2 separate regions of the Mus musculus genome follow, and region 1 is linked to region 2. Evidence: chromatin loops called from intact Hi-C (ENCODE). Cell type or tissue: gastrocnemius. All regions are shown on one strand.

What was found. A loop is a pair of places that touch in the nucleus more often than their neighbours do. Peaks named below come from ENCODE experiments on the same cell type or tissue, not always from the same donor. Only the 100,000 strongest peaks of a DNase experiment are listed, where the experiment ranks them.
Region 1: a loop joins it to region 2, with 3 times the contacts of the local background. A loop is called at or near these places in 4 of 42 quality-filtered maps.

What each region holds. Positions count from the first base shown.
Region 1 is chr13:93,430,955-93,438,954 of GRCm38, reverse strand. It overlaps Jmy (junction-mediating and regulatory protein), which reads left to right. Exons shown (of 11, transcript NM_021310.3): 11 at 3,536-8,000. Among named protein-coding and RNA genes, the nearest start is that of Gm6109, 13 kb to the left of the region's middle. In gastrocnemius, no CTCF peak of the experiment used is centred here; no DNase peak of the experiment used is centred here; H3K27ac peaks cover 1,200 bases.
Region 2 is chr13:93,608,222-93,616,221 of GRCm38, reverse strand. No RefSeq gene overlaps it. Among named protein-coding and RNA genes, the nearest start is that of Gm31977, 14 kb to the right of the region's middle. In gastrocnemius, CTCF peaks have their summits at 1,154 (motif pointing right) and 3,091 (motif pointing right); DNase peaks (open chromatin) are centred at 1,511, 2,828 and 3,086; H3K4me3 peaks cover 501 bases; H3K27ac peaks cover 576 bases.

The sequences.
Region 1 (8,000 bases), 180 kb after region 2:
GATACAGTTACAGGCAGTTGTGAGCCCTCTGACATATAGTCTAGGTATCTTTTTCAGGTCTTCTTGCAGGGTTTCAAGAGCACTGAATCATTAAGCCATTTCTCCAACTCTGGAAAGCACCTTTAAAAGACTTCTAGCTGTGTGTTTTTTCTATCTTGCTCGTTAAAAATATCTACAGTGTAGTTATATTCCAAGTAAAGAGATATAGTCTTATTTTTAACTTGACCAGAAAAGCCTTTTTAACTGAATTACTTAAGTTAGGCTTACTGAATTTTGATCCTTTCTTAGCTGCCCATAAGGGAGTTTTCTCAGTCTAGAAAATTACTAAGTTGTCTGGTTATATAGCTTTCTAAATATTGAAAACTATTCAGCCATTCTTCATTGTCTATAATAAACATTATAGCTACATTGATAAATAAGTTATAAACAACTTGAATCCTGTGTACAGTATAATTGTTTACACACATGCATTGTAATTCTTGCAATCTGCTGCTTGCTTGCGCACCCCTGCAGGGTACCCCCCTCCCCACCAAATGGGATCTCATCTTGTAGCTTTAGCTGGTCTGGCCACTAGATATATAGATCAGGCTAGTCTTTGCCTCCCTTCTCATCTGCCTTGGTCTTTGTGAGTTGTGACATTAAAGGTTATTAGCACAAATTACACTACATTAAAAGAATAGTGATTATGGCATATGTCATAAGTTAGTTACATAGTTAAAGGATTGAGGACTTTGAGGACAGCGTTTATTATGTATCCAAACTCCATCTCAAAACAAAAACAGACAAGCAAACCCCAAAGAGAGAGGGAGCACTCTTTCTAGAGGGGATATAGACAAGACAGCTTTTTTTTTTTTTTACCCTGGGTGTGGTGGCACACACCTTTAATCTCAGGCATTTAGAGACAGAGGAAGCATCCCTGAGTTCAGTCCAGCATGGTCTACATAGTCATCTCCAGGACAGCAAAGACTACAGACAGATCTTGTCTCATGGGGCTTGGGGGGAAAGCTTCATTTTTAAAATAAATTTTAGCAGGGATGTATACAGGGTCATCTTAGGATGAGAGGGTGTGTACCGTGGTCCTTGACTATGTAGGAGTCTATGAACTAGCCTTAGGCACTTGTTAAGTGTGGATTCCTGTCTCTGACTCCAAATCTAAGTGGATTTTTAATGTATATGCAAGTGCACATGGATTTCTAAAACTTGGTGCAATAAAATATGAAGTATTCAAACAAAGCATTACTCCTAAAAGGATTGTTACCTGTTACTTTAGGACCTAGAGGTGCATTCGGAAAACACCTTTCCCTGCACCGTGCCCCTCAAGCTCACACACAGGCTAACATCACACTCTCTCCGGCATGTGGTTGAGCATTGCCTTCCCCCCGTGTTTCCCTTTATTGCTGTTGTGTGCAGAGGCCCTGATTTCAACTGTTTTGCTCACATATGTGTATATTATACTGTACTTTATAAAAAAGACTGGCATTTATTTTCTTAAGAAACATAGAGGAGTATACAGACCTCAGTGTTTCTCATTAGTGTGTTGATATTCAGAGGCTCGGGTTGTCTTCCTAGAGTCTCTTCCATAGTAGATATTCATGTATCACCTCCCTCTTTATTGTTCTTGCTCCTGCTATGTCTCCTGTGGCTTCTCTTGCTGCTTACACGTGTATCTCAGCCAGTCACCACTGCTCGCTCGCTATCCTTAGTTCTTTTGCTACGGCAGCTTCTGCCAGCATTTCCATGCTTGTCTTCTCCCATCTCACCAGGTCTTGGCTGACACGTAAGGCAGGGCCTCAGCATCTGTATATTTCAGCTGAGGTGATTTACATGTCTGGCCATGAGTGTCAGGACACTGTGTGAGGGACTGCAAGGGGCTGGTAGTTCTTAAAGTATTGAAACAATCAGCAGATGTGTGATCTATACACCTTTGAAAGTTTTAGAGTTCCTTTTGAAAGATGAATGTTGCTCTGCCTCATCCTACTGTAAGGCTTCCCAGAGATAGCCATGGCTAACAGTGTCCTGAAGTAGCTTCATGAGACAGAATTATAATTTATGACAAGGTTCTGATTTGTCTCATGTAGGGTCTTTCTCAAATTTCATCTTTTTTTAAAAAGATTTATTTATTATTATATGTAAGTACATTGTAGTACATTCAGACACACCAGAAGATGGCATCAAATCTCATTACCGATGGTGTGAGCCACCATGTGGTTGCTGGGATTTGAACTTAGGACCTTTGGAAGAGCAGTCAGTGCTCTTACCCGCTAAGCCATCTCTCCAGCCCTTTCTCAAACTTCTAAGTATAACTGTGAAAAGAAAATGGGGCACATATATCATTCTAAGAAAGCTGCAGAAAAGGGAACACAAGAAATTTATCCTAATAATGTTTATCTGACAGGGGCTACAACAATACCTTTCAGTATGCAGGTGACATAACATTTTGAATAGTTACCCCTCTGCACTTAGCCTTTTAGATTTAAGGCCCCAAAACCCAGGTTTTGATTCAGATGCTGTTTTTATGTTGTAATTCCTGCTAGCACATCTCAGTGAAGTATCCTATCAAAACAAAAATATACTTATTGGAAAAATATGAGCCTTATAGTCTAAAATTGGTTAGCTTCTGAGTCACACAAGCTATGTTTCAGATACTCAGTGCCCATGTATAACTTCAGAAACATGTTTCTTGTTGGTGTATATTTAAAGAATGGTTTTTATCTAAACTTCCTCTAATAGGCCAGTTGATAAAACCTATCTGCCTGTATTGAAGTTTAAAGACACCCATTTAATGGGTGTTACTTTCCTAAGAGGAGCAGAAACAAAAGGGAATCCAACACTCTCAATAGTGACCAACATTATGAACTAACCAGTACCCCGGAGCTCTTGACTCTAGCTGCATATGTATCAAAAGATGGCCTAGTCGGCCATCACTGAAAAGAGAGGCCCATTGGACACGCAAACTTTATATGCCCCAGTACAGGGGAACGCCAGGGCCAAAAAGGGGGAGTGGGTGGGTAGGGGAGTGGGGGTGGGTGGGTATGGGGTACTTTTGGTATAGCATTGGAAATGTAAAGGAGCTAAATACCTAATAAAAAATGGAAAAAAAAAATAGTGACCAAAATCTATATGAAATGACTTTTATTCTTACTACTTTAAGAATACAAACATCATGGGGCTGGAGAGGTGGCTCAACTGTTAAGATCATCGCCTGCTTTCCCAGAGGCCCTGTATATAATTCACAGTACCGACATGGCAGCTCAGTAGGTAACTTCAGTCACAGGGGATCTGACATCCTCTTGTGGCCTCCACAGGCACTGAATGCACATGGTACCTAGACATACTCAGGCAAACACTCATACACATAAAATAACATCTAACTTAAAAATTATAAACATTTTATTTAAAGGAAACCCTATACCATTACCACATAGGTGACTATTAAAACAAGTGTGCATTGAAGGTATTTCCAAGAGTGGGAGGGAACTGACTTATGTCCTACAGGCATTTTGTTCTAATATTGTATCATTTTGTTTGCAAACAGGTGACTTAAGAGAGAAGAAAAATACCCATGGATGAAGACTGGCTCTGGTTCCTTTGGGGAAAAAATCTAAGCTCTTGGTCCCACAATTGGATTCCATTATGTCCTGAGTATATTGACAAAGTGGTTTGAAAAAGGAAGCACAAACGGGAGGTTACTACTGTCCAGTCCCTCTCATTGATAGTGCAATGTTCCCGACTGCAGAGAGAACAAGCCTCCTGGAGACGGCTGTTCCTTCCCCACCCCTCCTCCCCATCTGCCCAATCATAATCTCATAGTGGCCAGTCCCATTGCTATGAATTGGAAGAACACTGGGTTGGCAGAGGTCTGCTGTACGAGCTACTTTGGGATTCATCTTTCAGTGAACTGAGAAGATCTGTGCTGAAGCACAGCCGCTTCCATGTCAGCTTGTAGAGACAGAGAGACATGCTACAGAAGACATTGATCAAGGTAGTTATGGTCAGGAATTAAAAAAAAACCATGAAATGCACTTAAAATTTCCACATTATTCATCTCCAGAGAAGTTCAGTATCTGAGAAGCCAGTGGAGATATACCTATCAATGTGTGCACCAGAACACGACACATTTAACAAGGCATATTTTTAAGAGGCCACAGTCTTACATTTTGTAAGAATTTGAAGTTAAAATTTCCATGCTTTTAAAATAGCGTTTCATAATTCTGAATTTAGAATAGTTTGAATTTTATGTGCATCCTGTTTATGAGAAGCAATGCTTTGTAATTTGATAATGTTATTTTTAGTCTTTTTGTTTGAACTACTGCTTGATTACTATAACTCAAGACTTTCCTATTGAGAATCAAAAAAGCAGGATTCAACAGTGGGGATTCAAATTACAAGCCGTGCACCCGGTTACGTTTTTATTGTTATGCTCCGTGGTGAGGAGCATGTATTCAGTAAAGGTCCAGAAGGCAGCTGGGCCCGAAGCCTCCAGCTGGCATTTTAGTGGTTTTGTTTTTTGTTTTTTTATTCTGTGTATAGAACTTTAGGAGAACGTTTGTTGCTGTCACTAAATCTTTAAACTCACATGTGTAGATCCAATGCTGACCTGGCTGTATCTTAAAGGGTCCATTTATGAACGGGGCCGGCAGGGATTGTCATTGGTTTGATTATGTGAACATGCATGAGGGCAGATATGCTGGACCCAGTTTACAGTACATTGTAGTGTGTGCTTTATATGGAGGAATTGAAATACCAAAAAGAACTTCATTTGTAGAAAGTTCTTTCCCGGCGTTGCCCAGAATCTTCCCAGAAGCGAAAGCCTCTCAATGCCCGCCATAGTTTTCCTCCAGGAACATGGCTTCCTGGTCACTTTTAAGAGATGTGTTTCTTTAATTATGAAAAAGATTCTTGTAACGGGTTATAGAAAACCAAATTTTTGCACTTAAAACATTCATGTTTATTGATGAGACTGGGAGCTCATGTAGCAATTACTTTATATATTGGTTTTAGTCCAAGCATAATTCACACATCTTGTCCGCAACAATTAAAAGAGCTCTGATATATAAGCCTCATTCTAAGATGATCTGTGTGTCCTTTATACCCCCAGTAAAGCACCAAAATGTGTTTAACCCAAAGAGTCATTGGCTAGATAAAGAAATATTTGAAAAGCTTCAAAACTTACAAATGTTCTAAAAATCAGCCATCGTTTATAAACTTGTAATATTTACAGATCTATCCATCGATGCATTATATATTCAGGTTCTTTGCTTACTTACTTCTGAGGCCAGGCCCTGCTGTGTAGCCCTGGCTGGCCTAGGATTTGCTGTGCAGGCCAGGCACTCTGCAGCAGTCTGCTTCTCTCTGCCTCTCTTACAGGTATGCACCAAGATGCCTGCGTCCCTGGTTGTTTTTGGTTTTTGTTTTTTTTTAAGATTCATTTTAAAAATTACTTTAAATTATGTAAACTATGTACAGAGGCTCTGGCTTGGTTACTAGGAACCAAACTTGGGTCTTTTGAAGGAGCAGTGTGTGCTCTTAATCTCTGAGCAATCTCTCCAGTCCCTTTTTTTAAACTATAGGAAAATATGAAATATAATTTATCAAAAGCCATTGTGTTGTACTCTGTTTAGCACCACGTGCCTGGGCTTTGTAAGTGGGGATGAACTGGGACAATGAGCAGCTCTCAGCACATCCTGACAATCCAAGATTACAGCCTGGAGTGAGCCTTCAGCCTGTTTTCAAGTAAATGATTCTCTCCCAACATGCCAGCTTCTCTGCCTCGGGAGTCTTGTTTTTGTACTGGAGCATGGCTCAGTAGTAAAGTGCAACACCTTATGTTCCATCTCTAGCATTGGCTTCTTAATCCTCAAGAAAAGATTTTTACTTCACAAAATCACACACATTGGAGTTACTCATAATAATATAATTTAAAATAACTAGTATACATGTGTTCATCAAATCACCAGGTGAGCCCTCATTAATTTAAAGTGGTTTTAGGGCCCCAGGAAAATGACAATAAGCATGATGTGGTTTTTCTCCCTTACTTTCCTAGACACAGAAGTTTTGCTTAATTTTAGATGCAGTCATCAGACCATAAGTGATAAGCTCTGGCCTTCAGAGTTCATTCATGTGTCTAGTTGTCATGGCAGTCAGTCAATGTTTCCAGTTCCCAGTGTAGTTAGCCTTCCACGGTGCCCAGTATCCACAGACACTGCTTGTCTTTGCTGTTCCCAAGTGTTTTATACTGAAGATGGGAAAGCAGGAGTTAACTAGATGCTTAATCTAGTGTTATTATTCATACTTGAATGTCAAATTTCAAATATGTCCCCGATACAACCAAAATAATGTATAGTAGCCGATGTGCTATGTATAGAAAAGATATCTCTAGGTTAAAGGTCCTAGTTGGTTTTTAGTAGTAAGAAATTGCTGGCGAATGAGGATTTTAGGGTCTAAGCAATGACCCTAGTTAAAGAGTGCTTTATATAGGGATATGAAGTTCATGAGACAGCATAAAAACAATCATTCCTTAGTTGCTCATCATGCACTTAAAACTTTCTTCCCCCTCCCCATTCCTGAGACAGGGTTTCTCCATGTGGCCCTAGCTGCTCTGGAACTCCCTCTATAGATCAGGCTGGCCTCAAACTCAGGGATTTGCCTGCCTCTGCCTCCCGAGTGCTGGGACTAAGGCATGTGCGACTACACCTGTTGCAAAATCCATTTTTTAAAAGATACTGGTGTAGTATAGTGAACACTTTGTGGACTCTACAGTGTGTGTGAACGTTCAGAGGGTTCTCATTTGTATAAATATGAATGTCGAACAATCCTTGGTGCCACAGTAAGTCCTAGAATGTGGTAAGTTGCACGGTGTACTGCAGACACCACACACTAAGAATTAGAATTCAGTAGGATATAGAATGACAGCATCCACATGGCATGGGGGCACGCACATTGATACAGTTGCATTCTCTAGACTCCCTGAGACTTCTTTATGGAATCCACTCACAGAATATGTTTGTATTTATTTAAACCAATATTTTGAGTCCAGCCTTGTAATACACTCATCAACAGACATCAATCTGCACAGTGACTTTGGGTCTTTAGTGGGCCTGTCAGGGAGTTTTGAGCTTTCTTACATTTTACCAGTAAAATAAGTATAGATCCTGACCAACTGCAGGACATTTCAGACTATTGCTTAAGATGCAAGCACTTGACAGGGAAAGCGGAGACCTTTAATTTTTCCTCATCTTTGCACTGAATATAAATGATTATATAAAGCTAAATGTGCATATTGAACATTTTATTTGTGCTTGGTGTTGCCAGTGACCATCAAGACTTTAGATGGAAGAGGGTGAGAAAGCAGAAGCACCTTACTGCTGAGCACACTGTGTTCAGGCCTCACGACTGCAGTCGTGAGGCCTGAACTTTATGTTAGAGCATGTTAAAATCCTGCCTAATTGCTTGGAAATAGGAGGCGATGGTATTTTTAGCCTATTTATGTAATGTAACTTAAAAGGTTTTCCCAGAAAATGAGTTTATATTGTTATCTAAACTATCCCATGTGTAAACAGAAGCTTTTAAAGGTAGGAGGCAGTCCTGATGCAGAGAGAGACAATGAGAGAGACAGTCCACTAAATGTTCCCTGAGTTATGTTAAAGATGTTCTTATTTTAAATTTTTTGTTTTGTCCACAGTAAATATACAATGTGGCATTTATATGACTTAATGGATTGAGCTCCAAGTTTATAAATGTACCCTCTCTTCAAAGCAAATTTTTTGGGGCCACTGTAAGGTGCATATAGAGAAATTACCTCTGAGGATGACATGCTAAAGTGTTCATGAGAGCTGCTTCACTTCCACCCTCAGAGAATCACTTGTTTTGAGAGCAAGGGGAAGTTTCTTTTTTTTTTTTTTTTGTAGATTCACTTATAGTTAACAGTGGCCCAATTTAGGGTATTGGAAATGAGTAGGGAAGACAATGAAATGTTTAAAAACTAAAGGCATGGGTGTTAG
Region 2 (8,000 bases):
TAGGTTTTCCCACTTCAAATAATTCGATCAAGAGAAGTCCTTCACAGTTGCGCCCATAGTGGCTTGTGCATTTATTCACAGCACTCAAGGTGCTGAGATTGTGAGTTCAAGACCAGCCTGGTCCCCTTATCAAGTTCCAAGCCAGCTGGAGCGACATAGTGAGACCCTGTCTCAAAAAAATAAGTAAATAAAAAAAATTTTTTTTTAATTAAAAGACATGGCTGGAGAGATGGCTCAGTGGTTAAGAGAATGTATTTCTCTTTCAGAGGGCCAGACTTTATATGTGGGCACATGTAAGGCCATCTACCGGAGCAGGAGTAGCTTTATTGGGGCCAAATCCCTAAAGAAAACTGATTCTCCCACAGAAGGCATCCATTGCCAATACCGCTTCAGCTAGGGGTGGGACTTCATGAGTCCCTCCCACGTTCATGCTGGGAGTTTCGACTGGATTGATCTTATGTAGGTCTTTCACACGTGATCACAACTATTGTAAAGGAATATGTGCCATTGCCTGTTGCATCCAGAAACCACTGCTGTTCTAACTAGTTTTATGTGAACACAATACAAGCTAGTCATTTGGGAAGAGGGAGCCTGGACTGAGAGGGTGCCCCCATCAGAATGGCCTGTGGGCAAGCCCAAGGGGCATTTTCTTTACTGATTATTGATGTGGGAAAGCCTAGCCCACTGTATGTGGTGCCAATCCTGGAAAGGTGGTCCTGGGATGTGTAAGAAAGAAAACTGAGTAAGCCAGTCTTCTTGCCTGGCTTCTGCATCAGTTCCTGCCTCTAGCTTCCTGCTTTGAGTTCCTGTCTAGACTTCCCTAGATGAAGGACTATGAGCTGAAGGATGACATAATCCCTTTCCTTTCCAGATTGCTTCTGAGCGTGGCCTTTTATCACAGCAGTAGAAATCCTAACTAAGGGCTGGAGAGATGGCTCAGTGGTTAAGAGCACTGACTACTCTTCAAGAGGTCCTGAGTTCAATTCCCAGCAACCACATGGTGGCTCACAATCATCTGTAATGGGATCTGATGCCCTCTTCTGATGTGTCGGAAGACAGCTACAGTGTAAACTAAAAAAATTTTTTTTTTTTAAAGATTTATTTATTTATTATATGTACACTGTAGCTGTCTTCAGATGCACCAGAAGAGGGCAGTAGATCTCATTACGGGTGGTTGTGAGCCACCATGTGGTTGCTGGGATTTGAACTTCAGACCTTCGGAAGAGCAGTCGGTGCTCTTACCCACTGAGCCATCTCACCAGCCCTAAAAATTTTTTTTAAAAAAGGAAAACAGATCTGAAAAGCAAAAGGAATCCTAGCTAAGTCATACTCTTTCCTGGTACTACCTCTAGTTGCTTCACTCTTTCCACACCCTGTTTCCTGATGATACCTAAGCCTTAGGGAGACGGGAGTGAGATAAATTACTCTGGGACTGAATACTCCACAGTCCAATGAGGAAGTGACTGGCTACTTTCCCAGCATTCATGCCACCTTTGCTCCAGTGGAGTGGGGGAGGGGGGCTGACCTTGCCAGGCCAGTCATTTGTATGCTCCTGCCTTTGCCCCCCCCCCCCCCCCCCCCCCGCTCCATACCCAACAACGTCCTGGCAGCACTTACTGCACTCAGTGGATGTTAAAAAGACGGCATGAAGTTGAGAGACGGGGATATGGGAGGAGCTGGGAGGGAGTGGACTGTGCATACAATTTTCAAACAATAAAAAAGACAAATGAGACATGAGGCTGTTTTGATTCCACTTGACTCGTTGTGGCTCTGTAATTCTAGTCCTGTACAAAATATCTACACCTCAATTTCTCCAGCTATAAAAAATAGCAGCACTGTTTACTTCATTGGAATGCTAGAATATTAAAACAGATAATGTGTTTGAAGTTGGAAAAAAAAAAAAACAAACTTGTAGAATTTTTTAGCAGTTAATTCCCTGCTCCCAGAATACAGAGCTAATGCATTTAGAGCCCAACCTGGTTTTCTTTGCCAACTGCTATCTTCTATCTCTCTTACATTCTCAAAGCAAGCTCAGTATTTTTCCATCTTAGATGATAGAAAGGCTACTGGACTTCCAGATGTCTTACTCTGAAAAATGTATTTCCCTTTAATATCCTTTCCAGAACTTTATTACAGCACAGAATATCATAGCCTTTCATCATTTTTCTATCCTTTGATTTAAAAAATGTCATCAGAAGGAACGACGATGGTTAAGCTATTCTTGAACTGTATATCAACACTGGCTCCTAGTGGTGGGCTTCTCCATCTGACTTTAAAAAATATATACTCAGTCTCTCCTCCAAGCGCATATTGCTCCCAGAACTCATTAAAAGAGAAGGCTCATTTAAGGCCTAAGAGTTTATTTGAGTTAAGTATAAAGATTTTTTTTTTTTTCGAGATAGGGTTTCTCTGTATAGCCCTGGCTGTCCTGGAACTCACTCTGTAGACCAGGCTGGCCTCGAACTCAGAAATCTGCCTGCCTCTTCCTCCCAAGTGCTGGGATTAAAGGTGTGTGCCACCACCACCCGGCTAAAGATTTTTTTTTTAATTAGGAATTTTCTTCATTTACATTTCCAATGCTATCCCAAAAGTCCCCCATACCTTCCCCCCCCACACACACTTCCCTACCCACCCACTCCCACTTCTTGGACTTGGCGTTCCCCTGTACTGAGGCACATAAAGTTTGCAAGACCAAGGGGCCTCTCTTTCCAATGTGGAATCAGAGCCCAAGTCCTGACCATCAAAGTCCAAACGCTACCTTTTAAGGGCAGATACTTTTAGGCAAGATGCCAAGTCAGGAAGCGCTCCTTGCTAGTTCAGGGCTGCCAAGGAGGATGCGGTGGTTAACTTAGCCTCTTAGGAGAGTGGAGCCAGAACAGATGGTTCCCGAAGCTAAGGAGACATCTTCGACCCGGGGAAATAAAAATCCTTGGAGTTATTCGGATTCGACAGAAACTGAATAAACTTATCAGATTATGGCACTTCTTCAAACTTCAGCAAAAACACATTTGCACAGGACAAAGGCAGCCCCTAGAGAATGAGACCTGGCCTGGAACAAATAAAAAACTTCAGTTCCCAACGTTTCCAGATGGGGGCAGCAGCTCACCAGCAGGGAAGACCTGAAAAGCCCTGGCTTTGCTTTCAAGAGCTATTTCATGGGCATAGATTCATGTTACTTGGCAGAAATGTCTGTATCCCTTTTTGTTTTGGGCAGTTTTTTTCCCCCTAGTCCTAAGACATGTGAATCTTTGGATAACATCCAGGACAGCTAACCCAGCAAGAAAAGCCTTATATGTCTCCAACCAGATTCCCTAGAATTCTCCCCCGCTGTGAGCACACTCACGTGCTTATCAACTTTTCAGATTGTTTTCCCAAATAGCCACCGTTACTGAACAGCATGCCCTCATCCACTCTGGACTTCCCACAAGCTGCCTACCAAAGCAATAAAAAAGGAAAATAGAAGCACCCATGAGCTGCTTCAGGGGTAGGCACGCGCGATCTTGTGTTAAAGAGCTACCGGAGCCGGGCATGGTGGTGCACGCCTTTAATCCCATCACTCAGGAGGCAAAGGCAGGCGGATCTCTGAGTTCGAGGTCAGACTGGTCTACAAAGTGAGTTCCAGGACAGCCAGGGCTACACAGAGAAACCCTGTCTCGAAAAACAAAAAAACAAAACAAAAAGCTACCGGATGAAGAGTCTCAAGTTTCTCAACATCTTCCTAACGAATGTTCAGCCTCTTAAAAACAGCAAAACATCGATGACTTTCAAATGCAAGGATTTGTCACAAAGGCAGTAGGTAGGGCAGGACACCCGCGACACAGGAGAGAAGTAACAGCCACAAATGTTTCTGGTTTCTAAGCACCTGGAGGCACTCTGTTGGCCTTGGAGACTGAAAAAAAGGGAGTAAAAAATGAAGGAGACAGATGTCATCATTGTACTGCTGTGAGCTACAGAAATAGTGCTGACCCAGTGGAACACAACTAAACTGGAGAGAGAGAGAGAGAGAGAGAGAGAGAGAGAAAGAGAGAGGAAAACTAGCCAAACTGTATTTTACTGATAATTATCCTTTTATGATAAGTCAAGGCTGCTTAGGATGATCATGCAAGATTCTTGGGACGAAAGTGGCTATCCTTAATGTGTAGTAAAGAATTTGTGCTGCTTTCAAAAAAAAAAAAAAAAAAACCTAATTGGGCCATTCTGGGTTACTCTTGTTGGTGGTTGTTTGTTTTCTCAGTGATGAAAATTGAACACACTGAGTGTACTGATGTATCCCTAGAATTCCAATCCTGAGGGAGGCTGAGGCTGATAGGCTACATAGGAAGACCTTGTCTCAAAACAACAAAGAAAGAAAATGGAGGAGAAAGGGGGAAGGGAAGGAGGGGTAGAAGGGAGGGGGAGGAGGGGAAGGAGGAAGAGGGGAAGAGGGAAGGAGGAGGGGGAAAGAGGAGGAGGAAGAGGAGGAAGAAGAGGAGGAGGAGGGATAATGAATGGGAGTCTCTCAGTTCTATTTGATTCTTAGTTTAGCTTTATAGTTTGTCATTAAATTTGATTAATCTATATACCATTAAAGTCATGATAGCTTTAATGAGTTATTTGACCTCTGTTTACTTTTAAATGTGTGAGTTTCCTATGTACATTTTTACATAAAAATAAGCTTTACTTTCTTGTTTGTTTGTTTGTTTGTTTGCTTGCTTTGAGGCAGGGTTTCCTTAGCTGTCCTTGAACTCACTTTGTAGACCAGGCTATCCTTGAACTCACCTGCCTCAGCCTGCCTCCCAAGCGCTGGGCTTAAAGGTGTGCACCACCAACTCTGCAAAAATAAGCTTTCAAAGGAAAGAGTTAGCTTATTTTTAACAACAACAACAACAACAACAAACCTCCCCAAATCCGTAAAATATCTTTAGCAATCACCAGTTACACGAAACTATTAATGTGCTGTTTATAGAGTGCATAAATATTGTTTTCTGAGCCAATTTGGTTAGACCTCCTCGGCCTCATTCTGTACTTATTTGTTTTAATTTACTACACGGCCTTGAGAGGAAGACGCTGGGAATCTTTTTTAAAAATAGCTCAAACCTTTCTCCAGCTCAGCCTAGATGTTGTTCTTCCAATTATTTGGACTTAATGAGATTTTACTGTTCTTTGGAGTAGTTGACATCACAAACTTCTGAACCGGCTTGTGTGGGTCTCGGCCATTTCTCAAAAACACCAGGGCAACAAAGTAGAAAAAAAAAAAAAAAAAAAAAAGGAGCCTTGAGAGCCAGGACTTCTCCTGTCTTGTGAGAGGTCCAATAGGTCACCCTCCCCTCTGGCTCTCTGAATGTCACTTCCTTCTCTGTGAGGTTACAGAGCCTCAGACACCTGACTGTGGGATGTCACCACTTTCTTACCAATTTGATGATACCAGTAAAGAGCAGCCTCAGTCATTGTCAGTATTTACGGAGTGCTGTTGGCAGTGTGTTTCCAGCAGATTTAATTGTTAATTAATTATTCCCCTGGCTAAACAGACATCAGACTAAAATAATGATATTGGGGGTGGGGGTGGGGGGCAGGGACACCATAAGAGCATAGTGTTGCCTGGTACAGAACCCTGAAACCATTACACGTACAAACCAAGTACTGTTTCTTAAGGGGGTTGGGTCTGTGGCTTTTCACAGCATAGCTGTCTGTCTCCAGGACTGGGAGGTTTTTGTAAGTTTACATAAGCAATAGTAGTTCTAGAAACCGTTATGAGGATAATCCCTGCTCTAGAGTTCTGTGTCCTCCTAGGAAGAGACAGAGCTGGCTTCTCACATTTTAGGAAGAAGAGGAAAGTTTGGGAATGAGAAATCTCAGAATTATTCCATCTCATGGAGCTATTTTCAGCAGTGTGATGATTCCCAGAGTCTCCAGGCTGGACTGATCCCAAGAACATAGGCACAGATCAGTACAGCCTGGTGGCCCACACCAGCATGGCTGCCTGGGCCCCATGTCCCTTCTCAGGGTTACTCAGACAGTGGTTCCAACCTGGACCAGTTCCTACATGGCTTCTGGTGGCCTGTGGTACCTTCGTCAAAACTCTCTCCTCCTCTAGGCTAGGAATGGCCACTGCCAACTGTGCCCCCTGGGAGAGGCATCCGGACCCTGAATCCGATGACACAGGACCAGTCCTGGTTTCTCCCCTTCTGCATTTGATTTTCTTATCCTTCACCTGCATCCTACCCTGAGAAGCCCTGGGTGCCAGGAGGGGAAGGACCTCAGGGACTAGATGATTGCCATTAGCCAGCAGGTGTTCCTGTCACCAGGTCCAGTGAGAATGGGTTACCTAGTGTGGGACTCTAGCTTGGAACGTTTTCATGTCAGACACAGGACAAGGTCAAGGTTCCGGGCCACAGAAGTTCCTCTGCTGGCCCTGGCCTTGAATGGCATTATGGAGACTGCATCGCTGCTCCAGCGTACAGTGCTGCTCACAGTGGTTCAATCACCCCTCACAGGGTCCATTGCCCTGTCAGGCCTTCTCCTCTGAGCCTACAGGGTCAACAGGCTACTACAGTCAGTGTCCCTGGCCTCATGGAGGCCATGCCATTGTGCTCTCTAGGCTGGCCTGAAGTCATATGAGATGACAAAGAGACATCCCTCGTGTGTGTGAGACCTCTCCTCTAGTCTCATGCAGCTAAGAGTGCAGCCAAAAAATCCAAGGAGGTCACATTTTCCTGCCAATACCTAAAGAATTAAAGACAAGTTTTTAAAATGTGTTCTTCCACACTTAGACTATAAAATTCCAAATGATAGGGGCTGGAGAGGTGGCTCAGTGGTTAAGAGAACTTGTTGTTCGTCCAGAGGATCAGGGTTCCTTTTCCAGCACCCACGTGAAGCAGTTCACAATTGTCTGTAACTCCTGCTCCTGGGGATCCAACACCATCCTCTGGCTTCTGCAGACACCCCGCACACATGTAGCATACATGTATGTGTAAGCAAACACACATGAAAACACACATGTGCACACACATAAATAATTTTAAAAAGAAATTCCAAGTGATAAACCTGACAGAACTTTCCTGTGTAAATGAATTACTGACAGGTTCCAGGGTTCTTGGTAAGATCTGCCCTTGTCCCATCAATGGTTCACCAATGATGATATCACGCGAGAGTCATAACACGACCAACATTAAGCAGACGGTTTTGGAGTGCTACAAAAGCAAGATCAAAGTGTTCCCAAAGGCCCTTGGCATTGTGGGTAATATTAGTGGTGCTACCTTTTCTTGCCGTGGGAGATGCAAATGTAAAATATTTGCCAACAAAGACAAAGAGGCCTCTCTACTCTTCTTCCTCATTAGGAGCAGGTAGGCCTGCCGTGATGGACTTCCATGAACACTGCTGGCAGAAAGCCAATAATAAAGACCCATTCTAGACTATTCTCAATTCTCAACTATTCTAAACCTTCTCAGCCACATCATCAGACCCCACAGGGCAGTGCTCTTTATTCACTAAAGCTCTCTGAGCTGTTTTGCTCCTCAGGCAGGCATGTGATGCTCTGCAGATTTCAATAAGGTGCTGGCTTCCTGCCATTCCTGCCAGATGAAACTCTTTCTAGAAGTCCCTTTTCAGTGCTCAAAGTGATCCACCCACTTCAGTGCCCACCTTCACGTCACTTGGCCAAACAGCCTTGCTCTCATCCTGGAGAGTGTTCACAAGGCCTGCTTCTTTCCTGCAGTATCTCCTGGGGCCTATGCCTTAAGCCCTGTGAGGACAAGGACATTGCCCCGCTCATAGGTCACTGTGACCAAAGACTAGACAGAGGGAGGGGACATTTATTTGGGCTCGTGGTTACAGTTATGGGAGTGAAGGCACAGAAGGCATGGCAGAGAGTGTGGCAGAGGCTCTCACACCTGGTGAATCAGGAAGAAAAGTGTTAGATAGGTACCAGAAATAACTGTGATGGTTTGCATATGCTTGGCCCAGGGGGTGGCACTATTAGAAGGTGTGGCCTTGTTGGAGGAAGTGTATCACTGTGGGAATGG